Regions from separate parts of the Homo sapiens genome. Here regions 2 and 3 are each linked to region 1. Evidence: read pairs that join two places in POLR2A ChIA-PET (ENCODE). Cell type or tissue: Caco-2. All regions are shown on one strand.

Region 1 (2,500 bases):
ACCCATTTGCTTTGGAAAGATTCTTGGAAAAGACCTATGCCAAGAAGTCTTATCGTTCTGCTTTGGAAGAGAGGGTGTTGAAAAAGCTCAAAGTCATTTCTTCCAGTTCCCACCTCTAATATCAGAAAGTCTGCATAACTCCCATTTCTTATCTGCTATGAAAATACAAGTTCTCTCTGAAAGTACTGAGCTCTTATCAGCCATTCACATCTTTACTCAAATTCATTTAGTCTCTGAGTTAGCCAGCCCTTCACCCAGTGGGACCTGCAAGAGGTACAGGGAGAGGTGCAGAGCATAAGTGCTGCATCCCAGTGCTAAACAGTGTGAGACACATGTCTCCCGGGGGTGGAGGATGTGAGGTCAGGACCACAAATAAGTAAAGGCAGATTGAGAAAGATAGATTCAATTCCATTTAAGAAATACTTATTGAGCAACTGCTGTTCTTCAGACACTGCACTAAGCACTGAGGATACAACTGTGATATAAAGTCAATAAAATTCCTGCTCTCCCAGGGCTCATACTTTAGCACCAGGGTGACAAATGAGTGTGACCTTACAAGCCCGTTCTACCAATTGGGAGTACCTGTCTGGAATGTTGAAGTGAGAAGGATTTCAAGGCCATATTTACACTCAGTGGGAAAGGGTTCAGTTGATGGCATCTGCCATTGTGAGAAGTGCCCCCTTTTTGGTCATCTCTGGCAGTGAAACAGAGGAAGACACAAACCAAACTCCTCCCAGTTATTTTCGTGCTGCCCACCCTACCCGTACCTCCATCTTCTGTTGGAGTCTAACAGGTGAATCTTTAGATTCACCTGTTAGCTAGTTCCCTATAGTTTGGGGATAGAATCCAAATTTTTAGCAAGGCCTACAAACTCCTTCGGGAGCTGGTCCCTGTCTGTTTCTCTCCCCTTTCCTGTTACCACTCTGTTCCTTCACAACTGCACTCTGACCAGTTAAGCTGCCAGTGGTTCCCTAAAGGTCCTCTGTGCCCTCCTGCTTCTCTTTGTACCTCCAGTTCTCTATTTCACACTCCCTTCCAGCTCAGATGTCACCTCCTCCCCCAGGCCAGTCCACCTCCACCCCTACCCCAGAGGCATAGCTTTATCAGAACATTCATCTTATAGTTGTTCACTGGCTTCTCTTTCCCCACAGGCTGTGAAGTCCTTTAGAGTACAGCCTGTCCCTTTTGCCTCCTTAGCCCACAGTGCTTGGCATGGGATATGTGCTAATATTTGGATGAATTAATGCACAGACCAACAAATGAACTGCTGTTGATTTCTTCAGAGTTTTTTTCCAAGGATGATCTAAGTCGATAGAGCTTGGATGCTACAGGGCATGGCCTCTTTTTGCGTCACTCTTGCCTCCTACACTTAAGAAATGCTAGAGTCACTGCATTCTTTGACATGCCTTTGGATTATGTTACTGGCTTTGAAAAGACATTGCCACTTGTTATCTTAAGTTCATGTAATACAAGTTCACCAGAATGCAGGAAAGCCTTTCAGAAAAAGACTATGAGTGTCAGAGTTGAAAGGTTGTATTTATTCAAGGTGGAGAGCAGAGGGTCTCTTTTATTTCCTTCCTGGAAAACGAGCACTCCCCTTGACACAGGGGCCCAACACTGGCGGACAGTCCAGGGTCAGCGTTTTCATCTCTCACACTGATCTAGCACGGCCTGCTTTCAAAGGTATAGCGGGTCTGAAAAATGGGAAGAGCACTGCTTAGTCATTCCTAAACCTTTAGCTAACAATCTGAATATCACCTCTTGGTATAGGTATCCCAGGAGCACATCAGATCTTTCTATTCTTAGACAAGATAAAAATATTATTTTTTGTGGGTTTCTTCCTTTTTAAAAAGTAACATACAGTCAGCCCTCTGTATCTGTGGGTTCCACATCCATAGATTCAACCAACCATGGATAAAAAATATTCAGAGGAAAAAAAGAGTAGTTGTGTCTGTACTGAACATATTCAGACCTTTTTTTCTTGTCATTAGCCCCTAAACAATATATAAACAATATAGCATAACAACTATGTACATAGCATTGACATTGTATTGGGTATTATGAGTAATCTAGAGATGCATACAGGAGGACTGTGTAGGTTATATGCAGATGCCAATTTATTTGTTTTGTTTTGTTTTTGAGACAGGTTTCACTTTGTCACCCAGGCTGGAGTACAGTGGCATGATCTTGGCTCACTGCAGCCTCACTCTCCCCAGGCTCAAGCGATTCTCCTGCCTCAGCCTCCCAAGTAGCTGGGACTACAGGTGCAAGCCACCACGCCCAGCTAATGTTTGTGTTTTGTTTTTTTTTTTGTAGAGGTGGGGTGCCACCATGTTACCCAGGCTGGTCTCAAACTCCCAAGCTCTGCCTGCCTCAGCATCCCAAAGTGCTGGGATTACAGGCATGAGCCACTGCACCCGGCCTGCTATACCATTTTATATAAGATACTTGAGTATCCATGGATTTTGGTATCTGAGAGGGGCCCTGGAACCAGTCCCCC
Region 2 (2,500 bases), 160 kb after region 1:
CTTAAAAAAATGATTTCTTTTAAAAAAGAACCTGGCCGGGAGCGGTGGCTCAAGCCTGTAATCTCAGCACTTTGGGAGGCCAAGGTGGGTGGATCACTTGAGGTCAGGAGTTCCAGACCAGAATGGCCAACATGGTGAAACCCTGTCTCTACTAAAAATCCAAAAAATTAGCTGGGCATGTTGGCGAACGCCTGTAATCCCAGCTACTTGGGAGGCTGAGGCAGGAGAATCGCTTGAACCTGGAAGGCGGAGGCTGCAGTGACCTGAGATGGGGCCACTGCACTCCAGACTGGGTGACACAGTGAGACCCTGCCTCGAAAAAAAAAAAAAAGAACCTGACCTTGACCCCAACCTTTCTTTCAATTCCTAACCTACATTTCACTTGCAAGAATGGCACCCCCAAAACTTACCAAGTTTAAAACAGAATTCATTCAATCTATTGAATAACTGAGTCTTTGAGTCTTTCTACACGCAAACAGCTTTGAGAAACAGGTATAAATAAGACGCCCTCAGCAAACTTACATGCTCATTCATTAAAAAAAAAAAAAAAAAGACAGGGTCTTGCTGTGTCGCCCAGGCTGGAGTGTGGTGGTGCGATCATAGCTCACTATAACCTTGAACTCCTTCTGCCTCAGCATGCCTGGTTAATTTTTTTTTTTTTTTTGGGATGGAGTTTCGCTCTTGTTGCCCAGGCTGGAGTGCAACAGTGCGATCTTAGCTCACCACAATCTCCACCTCCCAGGTTCAAGAGATTCTCCCGCCCCAGCCTCCTGAGTAGCTGGGATTACAGGCATTTGCCACCACACCCAGCTAATTTTGTATTTTTTAATAGAGATGGGGTTTCTCTATGTTGGTCAGGCTGATCTCAAACTCCCAACCTCAGGTGATCAGTCCGCCTTGGTCTCCCAAAGTGCTGGGATTACAGGCGTGAGCCACTATGCCCGGCCTACTTTTTTATTTTTGTAGATAATTTTGTATGTCTTGTTATGTTGCCCAGGCTGGTCTCAAACTCCTGGGTTCAAGCAATCCTCCCACCTCAGCCTCCCAAAAGTGCTGGAATTACAAGCGTGAGCCACTGTGACTAGCCACATGCTGATTCTTAATCCTGTTGCTTCTCAGAAAAGGCACCATCAATATTCTAGAGCTTAGATTTGAATCCCCAGCCATAACCATATCTGACTTCCCCTCACCATTCAATCAGCACTTGCAGCCTGTGGACTCAACTCCCTGCAGTGTTTCTAGTAAATCATATTCATTTCCATCCCCACAGTTCTAGCTCAACATTTGTTCCAAATGTTGCTCCACATACGGTCATACACAAATACAGGTTTACTAAACAGATCTTTATCATAAACAGTGAATACTGATAATCACATAAAATGGTTCACCTCTTGATACTCTTGTTTGGACCAAATTCTAAGAATTTCAACCTGTAAAACAACTAGGCACATTGGCTAGAGAACCAAAACAGACACCCCCTCCTTTTTCTCCTGGACTAATTCTGGGTCCTCAAATTTCTGAACAGAATTGCAGATACGTTACCAAGAACAGCTGGAACCCTAAGAGGTGAGGTGATATTAAATGCAAGCCTAGAGTGGCAGGTTAAACATGGCCGGGTGCTTTGGCTCACGCCTGTAATCCCAGCACTTTGGGAGGACAAGGCAGGCGGATCACGAGGTCAGGAGATCGAGACCATCCTGGCTAACACAGTGAAACCCTGTCTCTACTAAAAATACAAAAAATTAGCCGGGTGTGGTGAGGGGCGCCTGTAGTCCCAGCTACTCGGGAGGCTGAGGCAGGAGAATGGCATGAACCTGGGAGGCAGAGTTTGCAGTGAGCGGAGATTGTGCCACTGCACTCCAGCCTGGGCGACAGAGCGAGACTCCGTCTCAAAAAATAAAAAATAAAAAATAAAAATAAACTTATTTTCAGCTCAGTAGCTCACACCATCTATCAAAATATTGGTAATGCCACAAGACTGCAGTGACAGAACCCGATTTTGAGAAGACATTCAAGTTCTTTAAATTCCTGAATGCAATGGAGCAATCTAAAAGGATGATGTAGAAATACATCTCTACAGCCGGGCGTGGTGGCTCATGCCTGTAATACCAGCACTTTGGGAGGCTGAGGCGGGTAGATCACTTGAGGTCAGGAGTTCAAGACCAGCCTGGCCAACATGGTGAAACCCTATCTCTACTAAAAAATGCAAAAATTAGCTGGGCGTGGTGGCAGGAGCCTGTAATCTCAGCTACTTGGGAGGCTAAGGCACGAGAATCGCTTGAACCTGGGAGGCAGAGGTTGCAGCGAGCAGAGATCGCGCCATTGCACTTCAGCCTGGGTGAGAGGGAGACTCAGTTTAAAAAAAAAAAAAAAAAAATATATATATATATATAAGCCAAGTATCACAGTGTTACCTTGGACAATAGGATCACCAATGACTTATCTGTATGTTGAACTTTTTTTTTTGGAGATAGGGTCTCTGTGGCCCAGGCTGGAATGC
Region 3 (2,500 bases), 64 kb after region 1:
TCTAACCCTGAGTACCTTAGAAGGTGCCCTTAGTTGGCTGGAGAGAGGGTCTTTACAGAGATTATCAAGTTAAAATGAGGTTGCAGGCTGGGCATGGTGGCTCAGGCCTGTAATCCCAGGACTTTGGGAGGCCGAGGCAGGCGGATCACGAGGTCAGGAGATCGGGACCATCCTGGCTAACACGGTGAAACCCCGTCTCTACTAAAAATACAAAAAATTAGCCAGGCATGGTGGTGGGTGCCTGTAGCCCCAGCTACTCGGGAGGCTGAGGCAGGAGAATGACATGAACCCAGGATGCGGAGCTTGCAGTGAGCCGAGATCCCACCACTGCACTCAGCCTGGGCGACAGAGCGAGACTCCATCTCAAAAAAATAAATAAGTAAATAAATAAATAAAATAAAATGAGGTTGCCAAGGTGTGTCCAAATCCAATATGATGGGTGTCCTTATAAAAAGGGAAAATCTAGAAACAGACATGCACACATGGAGAATACCAGGTGAAGCTGAAGGCAGAGATTGGAGTGATGCTTCTATATGTAAGGAATGCCAGAGATTGCCAGCAAAACATTGGAAGCTAGGCAAGAGGCATGGAACAGATTCTCCCTCACAGCCCTCCAAAGGAAGCAACCCTGACACCTTGATCTCAGACATTTAGCCCTAGAATCATGAGGCAAATGTCTGCTGTTCAAGCAACCCAGTTTGTGTTGCTTTGTTACAGCAGCCCTAGCAAACTAATACAACATTATTAGTAATCAGGGAAATGCAAATCAAAACCACAATGAGACCCCTTCACACCCATCGGAATGGCTATAATCAAAAAGACATAATGAGGCCGGGCACGGTGGCTCAGGCCTGTAATGCCAACACTTTGGGAGGCCAAGGTCGGCAGATCACTTGAGGCCAGGAGTTTGAGACCAGCCTGGGCATCATAGCAAAACTTCATCTCTACTAAAAATACACAAATTAGCCAGTATGCACACAGTCTTTGAAATATTAAAAAAACAACAAAAATTAACAATAAAAATTAGCCAGGCGTGGTGGTGCACATCTGTGTCCCAGCTACTTGGAGAATGAGAATTGCTTAAACCCAGGAGGTGGAGGTTTAGTAAGCCGAGATTGCATCATTGCATTCCAGCCTGGGCGACAGAGCAAGACTGTCTCAAAAAAAAAAAAAAAGAAAAAGAAAACCTAACGCTTCAGTGATAACTGCATGCCAGGTACTTTCCACATACTAACTCATTTAACTCTAACAACAACCCTATGTTTATCCCAATTTACAGATGACCAAACTGAGGCAGAGAGAGGGTCACCACCATCTCTAATTGCTCCTTACCTGTGCGAAAGGCTCTAAAAGGCAGCTTCCGTAAGGGCTGTAGGGATTGGCTCAGGGCAGTGATCTCACAGGGATGGAGGCTATAACCAAGCAAAAATGAACCATTAAATATTATTCTTAAAATTAAAATTACTGGATTAATCGGCAAAATTTAAACACTCAATAACAATATTGTAGCAATGTAAATGTCTTGGTTTTGACAACTGTACTGTAGATAAGAAAATGTCCTTGTAGGGGAAGGACTGAAATATTTATTTATTTATTAATTCATTCATTCATTCTTGAGACAGAGACTTGCTCTGTCACCCAGGCTAGAGTGCAGTGCCGCAATCTTGGCTCACTCCAACCTCTGCCTCCCGGGCTCAAGTGATTCTTCTGCCTCAGCCTCCCTAGTAGCTGGGATTACAGGCACCCGCCACCACACCTGGCTAACTTTAGTATTTTTAGTAGAGATGAGTTTTCACCATGTTGGCCAGGCTGGTCTCAAACTCCTGATCTCATGTGATCCACCAGCCTCAGCCTCCCAAAGTGCTGGGATTACAGGCATGAGCCACCAGGCCCAGCCTAGAAAAGGGCTTAAAAGCAAAAGGTCATCAAGTTGGCAAATTGCTCTCAAGTGTCTCAGGAAAAGAATGTATATGTATACACACACATATACATATAAACAGAGATGGAAGATGATAAAGCAAATAGGGCTGACATTTGAGGAATCTAGGTAAAAGGTATTTGGGAATTCTATGTACTATTTCTATAACTTTCTGTAAGCCTGAAACTATTTCCCAATAAAAAGGCTTTTTGGGTTTTTTTTGGGAGGCCGAGGCGGGCAGATCACCTGAGGTTGGGAGTTCGAGACCAGCCTGACCAACATGGAGAAACCCCATCTCTACTAAAAATACAAAATTAGCTGGGTGTGGTGGCACATGCCTGTAATCCCAGCTACTTGGGAGGCTGAGGCAGGAGAATCACTTGAACCCGGGAGGCAGAGGTTGAGATGAGCTGAGATCGTGACATTGCACTCCACCCTGGGCAACAAGAGCAAAACTCCGTCTCAAAAAAAAAGGAAAATACTATTCTGGTTCAGTTACTTTCTCTTCTTTGTTTCATCTTTGCCTGAAGAAATAAGACATATTCCCAGTGGCAATAAATGACTATGCCAGCAAGCAAAGCA

What was found. Peaks named below come from ENCODE experiments on the same cell type or tissue, not always from the same donor. Only the 100,000 strongest peaks of a DNase experiment are listed, where the experiment ranks them.
Region 2: POLR2A ChIA-PET joins it to region 1 with 5 read pairs; 3 of 35 experiments call an interaction of 5 or more read pairs at or near these places.
Region 3: POLR2A ChIA-PET joins it to region 1 with 7 read pairs; 3 of 35 experiments call an interaction of 5 or more read pairs at or near these places.

The regions. Positions count from the first base shown.
Region 1 is chr22:31,585,182-31,587,681 of GRCh38, forward strand. All of the region lies in intron 14 of SFI1 (SFI1 centrin binding protein), which reads left to right. Among named protein-coding and RNA genes, the nearest start is that of MIR7109, 35 kb to the right of the region's middle. In Caco-2, no CTCF peak of the experiment used is centred here; DNase peaks (open chromatin) are centred at 1,341 and 1,629.
Region 2 is chr22:31,743,486-31,745,985 of GRCh38, forward strand. All of the region lies in intron 1 of PRR14L (proline rich 14 like), which reads right to left. Among named protein-coding and RNA genes, the nearest start is that of PRR14L, 5.4 kb to the right of the region's middle. In Caco-2, no CTCF peak of the experiment used is centred here; no DNase peak of the experiment used is centred here.
Region 3 is chr22:31,649,367-31,651,866 of GRCh38, forward strand. It overlaps PISD (phosphatidylserine decarboxylase), which reads right to left. Exons shown (of 8, transcript NM_001326411.2): 2 at 1,333-1,412. Among named protein-coding and RNA genes, the nearest start is that of PISD, 12 kb to the right of the region's middle. In Caco-2, no CTCF peak of the experiment used is centred here; a DNase peak (open chromatin) is centred at 1,124.